Regions from separate parts of the Mus musculus genome. Here region 2 is linked to region 1. A link is a loop called in an ENCODE intact Hi-C map of the cell type or tissue named here. Cell type or tissue: heart. All regions are shown on one strand. Links, peaks and the distances in the headings refer to the core of each region. The heading gives the core; the rest is flanking DNA.

Region 1 (10,237 bases), core at 284-8,283:
CAGGGTTAGAGCAGTTGTTTTTCTCCCTCCTACCTCCATACCTGGCCCCACTGTGATGGGTGTCAGGTGGTCTGGAATGCAGTGGAGAGATGTTTTCTTTAAAGCAGGAGGCTTTGCCTGTGCCTGGCAAATACAGAAGTGGATGCTCACAGTCATTTATAGGATGGAATACAGGCCCCCCAATGTAGGAGCTAGAGAAAGTACCCAAGAGCTGAAGGGGTCTGCAACCCTATAGGTGGAACAATATGAACTAATCAGTACCCCCAGAACTCATGTCTCTAGCTGCATATGTAGCAGAAGATGGCCTAGTCAGCCATCATTGGGAAGAGAGGCCCCTTGGTCTAGCAAAATTTATATGCCCCAGTACAGGGGAAAGCCAGGGCCAAGAAGTGGGAGTGAGTGGGTAGGGGAGCAGGGCGAGGGGAGGGTAGAGGGGACTTTTGGGATAGCATTTGAAATGTAAAGGAAGAAAATATCTAATTGAAAAAATATGTTTAAAAAAAAAAAAAAGCAGGAGGCTTTGACCAGCAAGCACCACACTTTTTCCCACAAGCAGAGACTAGGAGTCTGTGTTCACCTGTAGTGGTTTAGGGTTAGCTCACACTGCCAAGCCAGACTGCTCAGGAATCTGTGTTCTAAATACATAAACAAACAAACAAACAACAACAACAACAAAATACAGGTCCAAACTGCCTTGTGCTAGTTCTACAGAGGGTCCTAAAAGTCTCCCGTCAGGTTCCACCTGCACTGGGGAAATGACAGTCTTGCTCAGCAGCACCAGACTGTCAGCTTCTTCATATTTCCTTCATGCTGCATCATCCTCCCTTGTTAGCATAACTTCTCTTCAACCTCTCAGGGGCCTTGTTACTGTGTGCATCCCATGCCTGCATTGTCTTCTGAGAAATGGGAAGATGTTTTCATCATTGTCCTGATCTCTAAGTTCCCCAGAATAGCCAAATACTCCAATATTTCTTCTGAGGTCTTTTAACACTAAAGGCCATTCATCCAGAACTCTAACAGTCTTCTTCTTCTTATATAAGTGCATGGACATTCATACAAGCACAGGCACAGACACACATTCACACACACACATATTCACAAATACACACACACTCACACACATTTATACACATTTACATACACACACTCACATACACACATTCACAAACACATTCACAACTCACTCAAGAACATTCACACACACAACACACACACTCACACACACACTCACTCACAAACACACTCACACACAAACTTACATGATCACTAACCCGTACTCACATACTTTCACACACATAATCACAAACACCAACTGACGTACATTCACACACACTCACACAATCACAAACACAAACTCTCTCACACACACAAACTCACACACACATTCATACACTCACTCACATACACACTCATATACAAACTCACACACTCATACAATAACAAACACACACTCACACATATCAAAACACAAGCACACACACACACACACACACACACACACACACACACACACACGCTATCAACATAGCCAGTTGCTCTCCTTTTCTAGCCTTCCTGCTTCCTTTTGTCTTTGAGTCTGTGAACATGGCTTTTTCTTTCCCCCTCTGGGCTCTCCATCCTAGGTCAGATAATGGCTTCAGCTGCTGCTCAGTTTGATTCTCCTTTTCCTGGATGGATTTGTCTATTGCCTCCAATGCACTCAGAAAACTCTCTGACCCTCTCCAGGCATCCCTGTGCTTCCCATCAATGCATAGATGTCTGAGGCCAGCCTGTCTGGGATTCTCCCTCAGAACCCATATCCACATCTGGAGTCAACTCCCTCCTTTAGATTCTGGTTTCTGACTCACTGCACAGATTTCTATGCACACTCAAGACCTCAGACCTCAGAGTACTGCTTTGAAATGCTAAGGAGAGCATTGAGACATCTCCTGGGGAGTTGGGATGCACACCCAGGCAATGTGGGGTGGCATTCCTGACAAGTGCAGGAAGCAGCAGTGTTGACCCACATGAAGGTCAGGGCTCAGGTGACTAAGGTCTCAGGCACTGTCTGCTTCTTTCCCTGACTGTCTGCAAAGGTGGGAAATGGCTATAACCGTGCTCCCACACCAGCCCTTATTTGTACAATCAGCAGACCTGCCAAGCAGGAAGTCACTGTAGTCACACTAACAGGGCACCATTCACTCCCAGGCCTCCAGGTAGCTCAGGGCAGCAGTATGGTCCACAGCCTCCAGAGTAAGCTGTGGCTTCACCCTGGAAACTGGGGTCATCGAGAGCTGGGAGTCAGATGAGCAGAGGCACCCAGAGGACAGCCAGGATGAAGAGGAGGGCAAGTCCTCTCTGCTTTCAACTTTGATGTCAGCTTCTGAGTTCTTTTCCTCTTCTGGGACAGCTACAGGTATCAGAAACTCCTGGGCTCCTGGGTATGCAGAGCCAGCTCCTGCAGCTGGGTACCCTGGTGAGACCGAGGCATCCTGCAGACCTCAAAAGCACAAGGTGGACTGTTCATGGACATTTGCAGGCTGGAGGCTTTCTTGAATCTGTGTAGGAGCAAAATGTGTCTGCAGTGCTGGCAGGGAGGCTTGGGCATATCTCTTTTCACTTGGTGAAATTGCAGGGACCCAGGGCTTGAGAGCCAGCAAGGGTGAGCTAGTACAGGTTCTGACCAGATGAACAGACCGAGGTAACCGAGGTCTACAGCAAACTGAATCCAAGGAACTGGGAGAAGTGTCCTCTGGTTATGCAAACCAGGCAGTAGGAGACCCTCAGGTCCTCTAGACTGTACTTGTGGCTGTTTTGAAGTCCTTCTTGTAGCTGGCAGTGCTAAGTGGTCTTGGTCCTCTCTGGCCAGGAGGTGCTGGTTCAGAAGATGTAGGGCAACCTGAAGCCCATCAGCAGGTGTGGTTCTCAGGGCCTTGAGTAACTGCCTTGACAGCTCCTGCATCTGGTATGTAAGGTGGCAGTTGAGGCATCAGATGCAGGTGGTATCTGCCCAAACACCCTGGGAGACTGAGTTATAAGTCCTCAAGAGAGAGGAAGAGCAGGATGCCAGTGACTTTGATGGCTCTATCTGATTACTCTCTGCTGCCTTTATGGTGGGTTATCGCTGCACTGAGAAGGCACAGAACTCCAGAGCATTTGAGACAAAGCTTGTCTCTGTCCAATTCAACCTCAGAGCTCTGTGGGCTGCTCTGACTGCATCAAATATCTCCATTTCAGGGTGGCTGGTTGGCCTGCCAGGGCTGCACCAAGCTCACCTCCTAGTGAGTTCACAAACTCAGAGCTCACAGCGCCACCTGCTGGTGCTTCTGTTTGCTTGCGGATCTCATTCTCTCCAGAGCACATGCACCCAGTTTATCTTTCCTCCATGGCTTCATGGTGGATCACTAAAACAGAGTCTTCCTCTAGGGATCCGAATCTGGGGCCTGCAGGTCTAAGTGTCTAGTGCCGGGACATGCCATGCCAGCTGCCTCCCCATGCTTTGCTCAGTGTGTCGCAACCCTAGGAGGCAAGTGCAGCCTCTGTGAGTCACCAAGAGCCTCAGTGAATTTGAGAACTTGTAGGAAGGAAGGCACTGGACCCAAGATGGTCCCCTCTCTGCACTGAGCCTCCGACACCTGCCGGTTTCTTGTCTGTCTGTGTGTCTGTCTTGTCTAAATATTTAAGACAGGGTTTTTCTTTTCTTTTCTCTTCTTTTCTTTTCTTTTCCTTTCTTTTCTTTTCTTAATATAAAACTTTATTTTCACTGATAATGTCACTGTAACATAATTTCATAGCAGACCTGTGCAAAAGATCCCACATCACCAATGTCTCCAAGAGATTTCACACACTTCTGGGCAGGACAGAAAGCTCTGCCCCCGTGTTGACAGTCAACATTTTACCCCTTTATCTATGAGTACAGAAAGGCAAGGCATCATAACTCCAGAATGAAGCTGACTGAAGGCATCCTTAGCTGAGGTCGGATGCTTGCCAGCTCTGAATGGCCACCACAGCAACAGCACATGTTTGCCTCTGTGTGCTCAGGATGGGTCTTTGAAAAATGTCCGACTATGTAAATATGCTGCACTTATCTCTTCAACATTGCAATGTGGAGGTCTGGAGAGCTTCAAGTCTTCACGAGCCCACATGGGGTTAGGGCTGTTATGGATGAGGTGAACTCAACAGACTAATTCCAGCTTTGGCAACCATCAGCAAACTGGTTTCTGCGATTAACCCTGCAGGCATAAATTTCCCAGAGTTGTAGACTCTCATCCCCATAATGCCGGCCAAGGTCCCAGATGTAGCTAGGAAAACCCACACATTCCTGGGATCCTGAGACAGCTGGTAGGCACCCAGGCCTGCTAGGCCCCCAAAGAAGAGAGTCCAGCAGCCAGGGATGGCACACTACCTGCTTTCGCATAGCCAATAATCCCACCGGTAGCAACCAGGGCTGCAGAGCTGAAACCAAAATAAAGTAAAGGCACCAATGGGCCACTGTCCTTCTGCATTTTTCAGTCCCTATGGAGACCACACCAGGGCTGCACCTCCACTCTTCTTAGCATCTCTGAGGAGCATGGTAAATGTTGCTTTCTCTCCAAGGTCCCCCATACTCAGTTTGCAAACTTTTAGAAAACCTTGCACCAAACCCTCGGCTCCTGTTAGGCTGGAGCAAGGGACCAGAAAATGTCCAGGAACCCAAGTCGCAACTGCACTACATCCCTACAAAGTGACTCCTGCTCTCTTACTCAAAAGCCCTCCGTGGCGCAGAAGCATGCACACGCACTTAGGTTTCTAGTCCCAGAACCGCAGTTAGAGAACATTTTAGAGAGGCAGGAGCAGGCCAGGGAAGCAAGCTCAGCAGAGTGTGCCCAGGAAAGCCCCACATGCCTGTGCGTGCAGAACAATCCCCTGGTGGAAGAGTAGGCAAAGTAAGAATACAACCAACCAACACCAGAGCCAAGCCCAGAGGCCTGTGCTGGAGGACAAGGGTGTAAGCAGACCGCAAGAAGCCAAGGTCAGGAGCCAAGGGTGTCAAGACAGGGTTTCTTTGTGTCCTGGCTGTCCTGGATCTCACTTTGTAGACCAGGCTGGCCTCAAACTCAGAGAGTTCTGCTTACCTCTGCCTTCCAAGTGCTACGACTAAAGGCATGAGTCACCACTACCTGTCACCTCCTGGGTCTCTGATCACCCTCTGGTTGACCATTCTCTTCCTGCAGTGAATACATCAGGAGCTGGTGTCTTTGCATGGGCTGACTGGAGTGACAAAGAGGCTCTGGATTTGGTGTGCTCTGTTGGAAGAGAGTAAGCTCTTTGATGAGGCTCTCTGCTCTGAACACATCTTTTGTTTTGTTTTGTTTAGAGCCAGTTTTTCTAGGTGTAGCCATCACTGATTATCCTGGACTTACTTTGTTGACCAGGCTGGCCTTGAACTCACAGTTCTGCCTCTGTATCCTGAGTCCCTGGATCAAAGATGTGCACAGACATACCAGGCTTTCAAGTTCTTTTTTTAGCTGTTGCATGAAAGAGAGTTGTCCATATTTATGGGCTTTCCTGTGATATTTGCACATCTGTATTCATATTTGAAAGTGATCCTGTGATAGTTCCAACCTGTATACATATCTGTGGGCTTTCCTGTGATATCTCCACACCTGTATACATATCTGTGGGCTACCCTGTGATATCTCCAACCTGTATAATTATCTGTGGGCTAACCTGTGATATCTCCACACCTGTATACATATCTGTGGGCTTTCCTGTGATATCTCCACACCTGTATACATATCTGTGGGCTTTCCTGTGATATCTCCACACCTGTATACATATCTGTGGGCTGCCCTGTGATACTTCCACACCTGTATACATATCTGTGGGCTGCCCTGTGATATCTCCAACACTTGTGTACACGGTATAAGGTCTGAATGGGAATCCTATACATCTCCTCCCAGGTGTGATTTCTGCAGTGAAGACATTTAGAGTCTTGGCTTCCAGCTTTCTGAAAGCTACAGCCTGTTTTGGTTTCCTCGTTGCCCTACTGTCTTAGTCAGGGTCTCTATTCCTGCACAAACATCATGACCAGGAAGCAAGCTGGGGAGGAAGGGGTTTATTGGGCTTACACTTCCATACTGCTGTTCATCACCAAGGAAGTCAGGACTGGAACTCAAGCAGGTCAGGAAGCAGGAGCTGATGCAGAGGCCATGGAGGGATGCTCTTTACTGGCTTACTCATCCTGCTCTCTTAAGAACCAAGACTACCAGCCCAGAGATGGTCCCACCCACAGGGGCCTTTCCCCCTTGATCACTAATTGGGAAAATGCCTTACAGCTGGATCTCATGGAGGCATTTCCTCAACTGAAGCTCCTTTCTCTGTGATAACTCCAGCTGTGTCAGGTTGACACAAAACTAGCCAGTACACCTACCTTGCAGCTGCCCATTAATTACCCCTCCGTCCTAACTGTAGCCCCTTCTCAGCCACCCTCACCCTGACAGTCCCCTCCTGACATGTCAATGTGTACTACTCAGGTCACTTCAGAAGCCTCAGAGAAGTGGAGCTGTGGAGACCTCTGCAAATTATTGCAGTTCCGTGGTTTTTTTTTTTTTTTTTTTTTGTTTTGTTTTTTTTGCGTTTTGTTTTCTATTGTTGTTGTTGTTTGGGAGTTTTTGTTTTTGTTTTGTTTGTTGTTTTTTGCTTTTTGTTTGTTTCCTTGAAACAGAATCTTTCGATGTAGCTCTGGTTGCCCTTGAATTCACTATGCCCATACTGGGCTAGACATTAGAGAATCATTTTCCTCTGTCTCCCAATCCTGGGATTAATCCTGGGGTGTGCAGTGGCTTTTCTTACAACTTTCCTCCCACAGCAGCAGGCAGAGCCTCCTTTCCCACCCACCTTAGACAGTGTCCCTGGATCCCGAGCTCCAGGCTTTCACACACTGGGACCCCAAAGAAGAAATATACCAGCAGTCTCTGAATAGGACCAGGCTTAGTCCTGCACATGAAAAAGCCCACAAACAACTGGGCCCCAGCTTGGCCTGGAGCTGTTCACTTTCAGACACTGAGGGCTTCTTTTTCCTTGGGACTGAGCCAGAGGCTGAGGGCAGAGTGAGAAGCTGCCCTTGAGACCTGTGCCCCTCAGTTCCTCCTTCCTATGCTCCAAGTGTCTGAGGAGTGATTCCATGCACTGGCTCTTCAGGTAGGTCCTGTATCTTTCTGCCTCACCAGCCTCCACCAACTTTCTCTGGATGATGAGTACTGCCATCCAGGATGAGTGTTGTGTCCATCGCTGTCCTTGTTTTCAGATCGTTGTTCAGTGTGATGTAATTGTGGCAATCCTAGGCAAACTGCTCATACCTGCAAAGGAGGTGCCTGTTCCAATCCACATCACAGCCAGACTTAGCTTGGATGTTGTGAGAGCTTGGCTAGGTCCTCAAAGTTCAACCTCAATCAGCAGCCCCACCCTCCCGTGTCCTTCCTTAAAATAAATGGGAGACCCCTCATGGTTTCCGTTTCTGCAGAACCTTAGAACCCTTGGGGACTTGGCTTCTGACTCGCAGAAACTTAGCCTCTTCACTTTGTATGTAGTAGCCAAACAGAGCCTGAAGGTTCCCTGGCTGTCCTCAGCCCTCTTTGCATATCTATCTCTCAACAATCCGGGCCCACCTGTTCCCTTCACCATGCACGCAGCTCATATCTCAGAGTATCCATGTCCTAGCCGTCCATGTAGCAGATTTTCTTATAGCTGACTACTCTATATACCAGGGATCCCTGAGGCCTGGCCTGGCCATCTCAGTGTGGAAATACCTCAGGGAGTGTGAGCCTGGGGGATGCAAGGTGACACTCAGAACTCCTCCTAGGACCCTTGGTGGGTGAGCATGCTGAGAGGGGAGGAGGGTGAGGGGCTCAGGACACAGGTGGAGAGGGGGCAGAAGGTCTGGAGGGTGAAGCAGGGACTCTGCTTCCCTGGTGCTGCCTTGGACCCTCCCCACAGAGGCCATTTCCCTGTCAACCCAGCACTCACCCACATGGTCTGGGTCTGAGCCAGGATGGCAGCCAGGAGCAGGAGCAGCATGCAGGGCGCCATCGCCCCCTTGTGGGAGCCGGGGCGCATCTGAGTCTGGCGGGCTGCATGGAGTGTATAACCTGTGACCACAGCAAGGTTGGTTGGTTCCCCATGATCACACTACCATTTTGGGGCAAGACCTGCCAGCACTATATCAGCATCTGGGCAGAAGGACCTGACACAGGGTAGGATCAGAAGTGAAACTGGGGAGATGGGGAATCCCCAACCCTGGGCTTCCCCACCCCTGACCTCACCTGGGGACTAAAATTTGCCCTAACACTTAAAATTGAAATACCATGATAAGAATATAAGAATGTTGCCTTAGAGTATCTTAGGGAAGATTGGAGATAGGACAATTCTCTTCTATGAAAGCTGTGGCTTTCCGAGTACTTGGAACTCCCCAGGAAGATTGTTGGAGAACTGCTCTTCTCAGTTATCTGCTGCACTGAAGCAAAGCAGCCAAGCTCAGCATCTGGAGACAGCACAGCACTGATACTTCCCAGTGTGTGACATCAAGAGTCCCTGGTGACCCTGGCTCAGGAGCTCTCTCAGGTCCTGTTTTCTTCTTGCTGTGTTTTTTCAAGGCTTCACTAGAGCTGGGGTCACATGAGATAAGGTTTCCTCATGTGGCAGCTGGAAAGGCCTCAGGTTATTGCTCTCTGTCCCCAGCAGTCCTCTGTCCCTATTTACCTAGATGTCTCTCTTGAGACTGCTCTAGCTAGACATAGCAGCTTACTTCCTTAAAGCCAACCTTTAGAGGGAGAGAGGGAGAGAAGGAAAGGGAAAGGGAGAGGGAGAGGGAGAGGGAGAGGGAGAGGGAGAGGGAGAGGGAGAGGGAGAGGGAGAGGGAGAGGGAGAGGGAGAGGGAGAGAGAGAGAGAGAGAGAGAGAGAAGACAAAGTAGAATAGGAAGAAGGGAGAGATATAGAATAACTATGTGTAAAATGCTAATTATCCAGTCCCAGATCACAGTCCATCACTCCAGTTTCCTCCATCAGGGGAAGGGAGTGAGCAGGCCCTGAACACCCAAGAGGTTGGAGGTAGCAGAGTCTGAAACCTGTGAAAGCCCATTGTAGAGAAAATTCAATTCAGAACATGGCTGCTCTGGCAGGAGATCATATCCAAAGACCTTCTAAGTCTGTTAGATCCTTCAGGAATAAAAACATGCTTTCAATTCCAAGAGACAGAGGCAAGCAGATCTCTGAGTTTAAGGCCAGCTGGTATAGAGCAAGTTTCAGGTAAAGAAAAGCCTAGATCCAAGGCATTATGGAACACATCTTTCATCCTACAGAATGGAGGTGGAGTGAGGTTGTAGAACGAAGCACTCCTGTTTGCAAGTGATGTGTAATAGAGTGGCAGAAAAGGTGACAAACTGGAGAGAGATCTGACTGAATAGGATCTGCCCAACTCTCAGGGGAAGAGAGAATAAAGGGAAGCTACTTAAGGGGGAGTCAGACAGTACAGGAGGAGGAGAGGGCAGTACAGGATACAGTGGTGTTCCTGGAGAGCAGGGCAGTAGAGTTGAGAGGGAGACTGGAGCAGCACAGAGAGGGAGAAGGAGGCAGTGTTACCAGGAGAATTCTACAGAGTCAGATTGGAGAGAGAACAAGCTAGACACAGGGAAAGCCAGCAAGAGCAAGAGAATCAGAAGGAGTCAGAAGATTAGAAAAGATGGCCAGGGTTCGTGTTAGCCAAGCAGCGCAATTCAGAAGCTGAGAGAAAATCCAGATTGAGTACTTCATCTGGGAGAGGAGTTTTGAGCTTGAACAGCTGAGTTGATCCAGCCAGGTAGAGTTCAGAAAGAGCCAGCAATAGTGAGTTAGTCTCAGAGGCTGAAAACATTCTAAGCCTAGATTGGGTTACATGGAGGCCAGAGGTTTACACGACTAGCCCTATTTTAGCAGATTGAGGAAGTAAGTCTCCCAGACAACAATTACAACAAGACAATAAAAGATACTTTTACAACCCACTCTAGATACAATGTTTCTTCAGCATCCTGTGAGTTAGATGGATATTTAGAGATCTTCTTTTTGTAAGGATTTTTTTTTAAAAAAGGTAACTTCTAATACAACAAAAGATGATACAGGTTCCTCAGGTTTTCTCAAAAGGATCTTCAAAATGAGGTTCCCCCCACCCACCAGACAGGGTTTCTCTGTATAGCCCTGGCTGTCCTGGAACTCACTCTGTAGACCAGGCTGGCCTCAAATTCA
Region 2 (10,237 bases), core at 1,354-9,353, 260 kb before region 1:
CTCATTGGTTACTTTCTCTTTCATAATAGCCCAGCCCTTTTGAAGGGAAAACAAGCACCGAGCAGAGCACAGCCAAACCTTCCTCCCCAGAGCCTGCACCACCTGCTGAGCCCATGGACACGGACCGCCCTGGCACCCCTGTTCCCCCTGTTGAAGTTCCAGAGCTCATGGATGCAGGTAACTTACTGAGCCTGGGCTCAGGTCTTTTCTGAATGGTTGGATCTGTGGCTAAAACTAGTCTTGTTTACAGCCTCTTCAGAGCCAGGAGCTCTGGATGCAAAGCCTGTGGACAGCCCTGGAGATCCCAACCAGCTGACTCGCAAGGGCAGAAAGAGGAAAACTGTGACTTGGCCTGAGGAGGGCAAGCTGAGAGAGTATTTCTACTTTGAACTGGACGAAACTGAGCGAGGTAAGATGCCAATTCTCTGCAAGCCAGGGTTGGAGTCTGAGCAGGGGCAGTCTCACTTACTTGTCCTTTTGCCTTCTGCCTCCCCTGCAGTGAATGTGAACAAGATCAAAGACTTCGGGGAGGCTGCTAAGCGTGAGATACTGTCTGACCGACATGCTTTCGAGACAGCTCGGCGACTAAGCCATGACAATATGGAGGAGAAAGTGCCTTGGGTGTGTCCCAGGCCTCTGGTTCTGCCCTCACCTCTTGTCATCCCTGGAAGCAACAGCCAGGAGCGATACATCCAGGCAGAGCGGGAGAAGGGCATCCTTCAGGAACTCTTCCTGAACAAGGAGAGGTGAGGAGAGGTGTGCAGTGCCTGTGTGGTGGGGAAACAGGAAAGCACCACAGAGAGCCTAGGGGGGCAGCCAGGCACAGTGTTGAATGCCTTTAATGCCAGCATTCCAGAGGCAGAGGCAGAGGCAGGCGAGTCTGTTGTGAGTTCAAAGCCAGCATGATCTACAAAGTAAGTTTCAGGACAGCCAGAATTGTAGACAGAGAAACCTGTGTCAAACAAAAAAAGAAAAAGAGAAAGAAAACACCATCTTGAGGGTACTAAATTAATGTGATTATGGTCCCCTGTTCTCTTCTTTCTCCTTCACCTGCGGTGTTTGCGACAGTCCACATGAACCTGATCCTGAGCCATATGAACCCATTCCCCCAAAACTCATCCCCTTGGATGAGGTAAGTGGCTGTCACACTGTTGTGGGTGGGAAGCAGTGGTGGGCGCTCATGGGAGGATGCTGCTGTGCTGTTTTCTACAACCCTGATTTGTACTCGTCCGTGCTTAGGAATGTGCCATGGATGAGACTCCATATGTCGAGACCCTGGAGCCTGGAGGGTCTGGTGGCTCACCTGATGGAGCAGGAGGCTCCAAGCTGCCTCCAGTTCTGGCCAATCTTATGGGAAGCATGGGAGCTGGAAAGAGCCCCCAGGGCCCTGGAGGAGGCGGCATCAATGTTCAGGAGATCCTCACTTCCATAATGGTACGTGACACTCCCCACATTCTCTTCAGTCTTGTTGGATTTCAATTTTGTGAGAGAGGCTCACTGTGTAGCCCAGGCTGGCCAGGGACATCCTGCACCCTGTGCCTGGCTTATCCCAGTTCCTGTCTTGCATTTACATGCTAAGTTGTTGCTGACTCTCTCACCTGTGGTTTCTCTTGCTCACAGGGCAGTCCAAACAGCCACCCTTCAGAGGAGCTGCTGAAGCAGCCTGACTACTCAGACAAGCTCAAGCAGATGCTGGGTAATCCTGGGAGCAGCCCCAGGGCTGGGGAGGATGCTGGGTAATCCTCAGAGCCAGCCACTGGGCAAGCCATGGGAGGGGACAACAGGAAAGAGCAGGGCTCTGCCATGTGGATCTGAGGATAGTTGGGCACACTAGTGGGAAGCCATGCAATACTTGTAGACTTTGCCTCCTGATTGGTTTACTCCTGTTTCATTTACAGTGCCTCATGGGCTCCTAGGTCCTGGTCCTGTGGCCAATGGCTTTCCACCAGGAGGCCCTGGGGGCCCGAAGGGTATGCAGCATTTCCCCCCTGGTCCTGGAGGGCCCATGCCAGGTACGTGAGAAGGAATGAGTGGGGTTATGGCTTCATTTCAGCCTGGCAACAGCTAGGACTCAGCTTAGGAAACAGCAGTGCTAGAGTATAACGGACAACTGACTTTTTTTTTCTTTTTCTCTAACAGGTCCCCATGGAGGCCCTGGTGGACCAGTGGGTCCACGTCTCTTAGGTCCCCCACCACCTTCTCGGGGAGGTGATCCATTCTGGGATGGCCCAGGTGATCCAATGCGAGGTGGCCCAATGCGTGGGGGTCCAGGACCTGCTCCCGGACCATACCACAGAGGCCGAGGGGGTCGAGGAGGAAATGAGCCACCGCCACCACCTCCATTCCGAGGAGCCAGAGGAGGTCGTTCCGGAGGAGGACCACCAAATGGCCGAGGGGGTCCTGGTGGAGGAGGCATGGTTGGAGGTGGTGGGCACCGCCCCCATGAAGGCCCTGGAGGGAGCATGGGCAGTGGACATCGTTCCCATGATGGCCCTGGAGGGAACATGGGCAGTGGACATCGTTCTCATGATGGCCCTGGAGGGAACATGGGTGGAAGTGGTGGACATCGTTCCCATGAAGGCCCTGGACACGGAGGACCCCATGGACACCGACCACATGATGTCCCTAGCCATCGAGGCCACGACCATCGAGGGCCACCACCTCATGAACACCGTGGTCATGATGGCCATGGGGGAGGCGGCCACCGAGGGCATGATGGAGGCCACAGTCATGGAGGAGGTGAGGACATGCCCGAGGTCCCACATGCAGGACCTCAACATATCTGTGGGGCAGAGGGGGGAGGTGCAAAGGACAAGTTGTGGCTCCATCTCCTTAAGGCTCTCTATATACAAGGAAGGCAGTAACCACCTCCATCTTCACATCAACCCCCCAATACTGTGTATCTCTGAACACTTGGCCCCATTGCTCTGGATTGGGGTACGATGGTGATGGTGATCTCTTAGGTGTTTGTAACCATTCTGCCATTGTTCCCACAGACATGTCAAACCGCCCTGTCTGCCGACACTTCATGATGAAGGGCAACTGCCGCTATGAGAACAACTGTGCCTTCTACCACCCAGGGGTCAATGGGCCCCCACTGCCCTAGCCTGCCTGCCCTACCCGCACCCCTGTGGACTGCAGCCTTGCTCCTTCCACTTGGTTATGGCTTCTGTGAGGCCCACTGTCCTTTTCCCCAGCTGATGAGGAGCCGGCCCCCTCAGTTCCCACCTGGTTGGGTTTCTGGGGGTTTCTGATTCCTGGTGTGCATTGATGTACATAGTCCCCTCCAGTCTGGAGAGGAGAGAGACTGGACACACTCTAGATGCTGGACTGCTGAGACGGCTGGCTTCACTCTGTGAGGAGATTTGCCCTGTGCCCCAAACCCTTTCCAGTATTAGCCCCGCTGCCTGAGAACCTAAAGCTGGTCACTCTGGAGACCTCTGCTCTCCACATGCACACAGAACTAAGTGGGTCAGCTGCACTTAGGAAACCATCTAAGCTAAGCTCATTATCCTCACAGGGCGAGGGGGTGGTGAGGGGTACCATCTATCCCACTGCACTGCACTGCACTGCACTGAGGGCTCAAGCTGGCTGAAGCTGAGTTCTGGAACCACCCCCACTTGTGCCCCACATGGGCCAGTCACTGTTGAGTCCTTTCTCAAGAAAGACTGCAACTGTTACTTCCCAGGTCATCGTGGGTCTGCTAGGTTCAGTGATGGCACGTTCACATCTGTATCCAAGGAAGTTGTTATCTGGCAGAGGGGCATCCTGTAGTGTTGGGCCACTCCTGCCTACAGCGGTATTAGAGACTCCGTGAGACCAGCTTTCATTAACTTTAGCCGGGTACAGCGGGCCTGAAACACTACATGCACTGCCTTTGGGAGTGGGCCTGCTCCTTCCTTACCCCATGAGGAGCCCTGTCTGAGGCTTCCTGGGCAGACTCAGCAGTAGGGGCCCTTCCCAGTCGTCTCCTCCCCTTGTCTTGGCATCAGTTGTTTTCTATGAAAACAGTGGGTTGGTTTTGTGAAGGGTCTTGGGTTAGAACCACAATGGATTTGAGGAGTTTTTCTTTTGGTTTTGTATATTTTGTACATTAATAATAAACAGTGGAAAGAGAAGCAGCTCATTTAACCCCTGGTATGTTTCACTTCTTTTAGTAAAAGAAAAGCTAGGGCTGTAGAGCCTGCTTGGTGGCTCTGCTGGTTGGAGCAGTTGCAGAGGCCTGGGGTTCAATTCCCAGACCTCAAGTGAGAACTCCAGTTCTCAGGACATTGTGTGCTGGCTAGCTCACAAGGGTCAGGGGCAAATAAATCCCTGTTTTGGCATGCCTATGTTTATGATCTGAGTTACAGTTTGTGAAACCTTTTTCTTCCAACTTTGAAGAAATACTGAAATGCACCCATCATTTGTACTATTCTTCACAAAGCAAACAGGGATCCCATCACCCAATGCATTGAAAGTCACAGTCTTATTATAAATTGACTCCCTTGTCCAAGGGGGTCCAAGAAGTTGAGTGTTATTACTGGTCACGAGAATCTCTGGTGTTGTCCACACTGCTGGATGGATCAGTGGCGGGTCAGGAACATAGGCCCAGTGGACTTCACTGTGTGCAGGGATCGTCACCATCAGTAGGGGAATCGGCAGGAGCATGGAGTTGTTCCATTTGTTATACCTGCCTTTCTGGCAACCAATGAGCCCCAAGTACAGGGTCAGGTCCATGCCATTTGCCTGTCATAGGATCCTTCCACTACACTAAAGCATACATAGTGGAAGTGTGAGGATGCCAAAATTGCTCAGCTGCTGAATGTCCATGCACATCCAAATTTAATTTTGTTTTTTGAGACAGGGTTTCTCTGTGTAGCTCTGGCTGTCCTGGAACTCACTCTGTAGACCAGGCTGGCCTCAAACTCAGAAATTCGCCTGCCTCTGCTTCCCGAGTTCTGGAATTAACAAATTTAAAAAATTTAAGATAAAAAACATGATTTAAAATGTTTTGTGGTTTGGGGGGTATAACTCCCCTATTTTTATTTTATGAAGATATTGTTTTAAAGTTCCATGGGCCCGTTCCACAATGCCTTGTCCTTGAGGATTGTAAAGAATCCCAGTAGTATGAGTAATGTTAATTTTTTTGTTGTTGTTTTTTTTGTTTTGTTTTGTTTTTCGAGGCAGGGTTCCTCTGTATAGCTCTGGCTGTCCTGAAACTCACTTTGTAGACCAGGCTGGCCTCGAACTCAGAAATCTGCCTGCCTCTGCCTCCCAAATGCTGGGATTAAAGGCGTGTGCCACCACTGCCCAGCTCCATTATCTGTTTTAATCTGACTGGAAACACCCAGTATAGAAAAACAACTGTTAAACCCGGCATAGTGGCACAATTATTCGTGTATTTCTTTGGAGATAAAGAAAGATGAATCCACATTAATGGTTCCTTTTGCTAAAGGTGAAGTCTTAGCCAATTAATATCTTCTAACATCATTTAGAGTAAAATTCAATTCTCTTTTCTTACTTGAATTTTCTGTGCTACAATTTGTTTAGGATATAACTTCTGTTCCAAATATTGAAAAAAGAATTTGCCTTTGAATCTTTTCTGGAGCAACAACTACTCCAAAATTTTAAAACTCATTGTATAAGAGCAAAGCCTTGTAGTAAAATTCCATCAGAGGGATCAGCTAATAAAACATCCATATAATCAATAATATACACTGGAAGATTCAAAATCCTAACTTCTTATTACAATATATATATGGTTATATATAGTACATAGTACTTGATAATTAATGAGTGGGTTCCTTGCTTACGTGCTATACGTTTTTAAAGATTTATTTGTTTGTTTGTTTGTTTATTATATGTGAGTACACTGTAGTTGTCTTCAGACACCCCAGAGAAGAGGGCATCAGATCTCATTACGGATGGTTGTGAGCCACCATGTGGTTGCTGGGATTTGAATTCAGGACCTTCAGAGGAGCAGTCAGTGCTCTTAACCACTGAGCCATCTCTCCAGCCCAAGTCCTAACTTTTTGTATTGAAGCAGTAATAAAAATTTTTATATAATGTAGGGCTATTAGCCATTCCTTGAGGCAAAACTTTGCAATGATATTGCTTAATGGGTTCTTTAAAATTACAAGCAAGCTCACTAAAAGCAAACCCTTTACATCATCAGGATGCACAGGAATAAAGAGCAATCCTCCCAATCCATCATAATTCTGTGTGGAGTAGGCAGGCCAGACTGCAATGCCCCTAACACTCACAAACCCTGCAACAATCCCCACCTGCCACATTTTCTTTTTTTAAGATTTTATTTATCACTATATCTAAGTGCACTGTAGCTGTCTTCAGATGCACCAGAAGAGGGCATCCGATCTTATTACAGATGGTTGTGAGCCACCCTATGGTTGCTGGGATTTGATTGAACTCAGGACCTTGGGAAGTGCAGTCAGTGCTCTCCAGCCCCAAATTTTTTTCTTCGTTACAAATATGTGTGAGTAAGAATCCTGAGCCTGTGCTCGAATTTTAAGTTTCTCTTGTAACACCAGAGCACAACCACAATTTGGGGAAGCAAAACCTAATTTTAATAGTGTAAATAATCTGTTTCTTTAAAATTAACACCAAAAGCATTACTTCCACATTACAAAGTGTTTAAGTGTCTCCCTACTTTTGAACTGCAGTGAGGGAGCCTGGGTCATTCTGAGACGGTGGCCCAGAGCACACAAGAACTTTGAAAAGCAAAGCTCAGCCTCCAACAACCCACTCTCTCCAAAATCACCAGGTGAAGCACCTCCATGTGACAATGTTTGGTGAAGCACCTCCATGCGACAACATTCCTGCACACGAACACAAGACGGTGCAGCCTCCAATACCTCCAAGAGACAGACACTGCCCAAAATCCTACCTTTTATAAGTCTGGTTTCTAGGATAAGAATTACATAGAGTATTATCCAATTTAGGCGTATTTTGGGGGGGTGGGGTGGGGTTTCAAGACAGGGTTTCTCTGTGTAGCCCTGGCTGTCCTGGAACTCACTCTGTAGACCAGGCTGGCCTTGAACTCAGAAATCCGCCTGCCTCTGCCTCCTGAGTGCTGGGATTAAAGGCTTGAGCCACCACGCCCGGTTTAGGCATATCTTTAGAGACCTGTTTCCCTGGGTTGGCTCATGACACCTGTTGTCTGAATTTCTCCAACCGGGTTACCAGTTTTAAGTCAACTTTCTGTTACCAATGTTTTTCCTTTCCTTTCCTTTCCCTTTCCCCTTCCCCTTCCCCTTCCCCTTCCCCTTCCCCTTCCCCTTCCGCTTTGCTTTGCTTTGCTTTTCTTTCCCCAACTTAAAGGCTTTATTTGACACAAAATACAATATGGCTGCGGGAACACCAAATTCCAAAAACAAAGGAACGAAAAAGGACCATGGTTCTATCTAATGTATAATTAACAGGAAGTCACTAGACGAGTAACAGATGGGTACGCCTTGCAGGAGAGTCTTTCCTAATGCCCATACTTCTGGAACTCCCACTCTCTGTTGTCCAACGGACACACCTGCCTCTTTTTGAGCCATCGAGAGATGCAGTGGAAATGAAAAGCATGGTTGCAGACTCCCCATGCAACCGTACACTCTTCGGAAGTAGCTGACGCCTGGTTGGCCTGACATTCGATACAAAGATCCATAATGTGGTTCCTGCAGATGGCACAGTTATCAACCACAATGTTCCAGGCCCAGAGGGCCACAGCATTCCACTTTTTAACTTCAAAGCGCTTCTTGCCCGCGCCGCTGTTGGTGCCGCTGGGGGTATCCACATCCATCGCCGCCGCCATTTTGGAAACACACAGTCTGTCGTGTGACCACTGCGCCTGCGCACCAGCTCACTTTGTTACAAATTTCTAATCATACTCAATAACTTATAAGCCAATAATCTATAATCAAGACATGTAGAACATATTTATATTTTAAAACCGGTCAGAAACAAAAATGAAATGGCTACATACATTTACTTATTTAAACCAGATAAAATCCTTAATTTTTCTAGCTGTAATTTCAGGAGAGGAGCACCTTGACACCTGTTGAAACCAATAATTAGTCACAATAATAGCCACAGATTATTCCAGTTTCCTTACCATAGAACCTGAGAGGCTGCTGGCCCCTTTAAGACCAGCTTTTCAGAGAAGCCCCTGGCAGGGCTTCTCCAGCTGTGCAAGACTCCTAACTACAGGTGCAGGGCTCCAAAAGGCAACTGAGACTGTTTTGGTTTTTTGTTTTTTGTTTTTTTGTTTTTTTCTCTTTCTTTTTGAAGTGAATTAAAACTAACTCAAGGGCTGAATAGACAGCAGATAAAGTTTTAACCATTTTTTCTTTTGAACATGAAACACGGAACAACAAACAATCAAGCCATAAAAGGAAAACAGATTTAACATAAAACAGTCAGTTTGGATGGACTGGCACGCCAAGGACAGACAATAGACAGAGAGGGAAGAGAATTAGATGTCCTAAATGGACCCAGATGTCCTACCTAAGAGACCCAGAACCAAGCATTCCTCCGGTAGGAGCCAGAGAGGGGGCAGGAGGTCTCCCGACCTCCTCTTGTCCCTCGAAGAGTTCTGAAACAGCTTACGTTCATTTTCCTTCTCTTTTGCCAAATCGTCCCCAGATAGTCGGAGAGGACTGCTTTTCTCAAACCCGGTCTCAGGGGGCAGGAGGTCTCCCGACCTCCTCTTGTCCCTCGAAGAGTTCTGAAACAGCTTACGTTCATTTTCCTTCTCTTTTGCCAAATCGTCCCCAGATAGTCGGAGAGGACTGCTTTTCTCAAACCCGGTCTCTCGTGTCTCAGGTGTAAACTAGCTCTAGTCAGGGTCCAAAGGCTGAAAGCACCTATAAGAATTACCTTCTCTTCTCTAGATTTTAGCATAGCTCTAAACACATACACAAATCACATTTTTAAAATTAATTTATTTAATATATGTAAGTACACTGTAGCTGTCTTCAGACAGCCCCAGAAGAGGGCGTCTGATTTAATTACAGATGGTTGTGAGCCACCATGTGGTTGCTGGGTTTGAACTCAGGACCTCTGGAAGAGCAGTCGGAGCTCTTAACCACTGAGCCATCTCTCCAGTCCCACAAAACATATTTTACCTTTACTCTGGCCTTCTACAAGGTTTATTCACCGCTGGCCCAAATCCTCTTTACTTTCTTTGGCACGTGCTTCCAGTTTCTGCGATGTCCATCACTGTATCCCGCTTACTGGAGCTCCAACGTTGGGGAGCCACCTGACCAAGCTCGCTCAGTCAGTCAACAGGTTCTCTACTGCAGGAGTGAGGATTAAAAAGAAAAAAGACAGACAACATTGTCGCATGACCTCAGTCCATTCTGAGACTGAAGGCAAATTTAATTTTCCCAATCTGCTTTTTATGCCATTTTAATTACATGCAAGTATTAAAGGCGAGCAGTACAAAAGGAACTAACAACAACAATAGTCAAGGAACAAGCAAGACAATAAGCACAAAGCCCCATGATCACTCCGGTGATGCTGTTTCTAAGGATGATCAAGATATCTGAGCCTACTTCTTTGTTCTACCCTAAAAACAGATTCTTACTTCCTTGTCCTTGGCCAATGTCATACTCCTGCCAAGCGGCACCCCAAAAGGTTTTCCACAAACTAAGATGGAAGCAGCTAGGGGATGATGGCCCTGACTGGGTGAAGTTCACCAGAACCATCTAAGGGGTTTGCAGGTATCTTGACATTGTTATTCCTAATAGTGACCACATGGGGGCAGCAACCATCCAGCCCTCACAAACACACAGGCCCACCTTGTGGGAGACCAAACTGCCTGTGGTCACAGCTTTCCTTAACTTCTTCAAGACTCCCATCACTTCAACTTTTTTCTTGTCTCCAACAAGCAGAAGACCCTTTACAGAGAGCTCAATGTTTTCCCTATGTTTTAACTTTTGAGGAAGCTCAGAGTTGAGTGCCTGCTTCTCTTTCACAGGACTAGATCAGTTCTCAGCACCCATATTAGATGGCTCACAGCTATAGAGAATCTGAAGCCCTCTTTGGCCTTTGCACCTTCCCCCCGTGTGCATACATACAGATACATAAACAAAAATGGGAATTAAAAAAATATATATTTTATTTATTTATTTATTTATTTAGGTTTTTTGAGACAGGGTTTCTCTGTATAGCCCTGGCTGTCCTGGAACTCACTTTGTAGACCAGGCTGGCCTCAAACTCAGAAATCCTCCTGCCTCTGCCTCCCAAGTGC

Evidence for each region. A loop is a pair of places that touch in the nucleus more often than their neighbours do. Peaks named below come from ENCODE experiments on the same cell type or tissue, not always from the same donor. Only the 100,000 strongest peaks of a DNase experiment are listed, where the experiment ranks them.
Region 2: a loop joins it to region 1, with 5 times the contacts of the local background. A loop is called at or near these places in 10 of 42 quality-filtered maps.

Annotation. Positions count from the first base shown.
Region 1 is chr17:36,190,456-36,200,692 of GRCm38, forward strand. It overlaps the pseudogene Gm4246. Among named protein-coding and RNA genes, the nearest start is that of H2-T3, 5.4 kb to the left of the region's middle. In heart, for the core only: a CTCF peak has its summit at 3,299 (motif pointing left); no DNase peak of the experiment used is centred there; H3K27me3 peaks cover 5,735 bases.
Region 2 is chr17:35,928,153-35,938,389 of GRCm38, forward strand. It overlaps Ppp1r10 (protein phosphatase 1, regulatory subunit 10), which reads left to right. Exons shown (of 19, transcript NM_001163818.1): 11 at 30-177; 12 at 251-409; 13 at 500-746; 14 at 1,069-1,132; 15 at 1,240-1,434; 16 at 1,621-1,696; 17 at 1,899-2,012; 18 at 2,140-2,739; 19 at 2,997-4,131. The coding sequence ends at 3,106. It also overlaps the pseudogene Rbx1-ps. Among named protein-coding and RNA genes, the nearest start is that of Mir1894, 15 kb to the left of the region's middle. In heart, for the core only: a CTCF peak has its summit at 6,293; no DNase peak of the experiment used is centred there.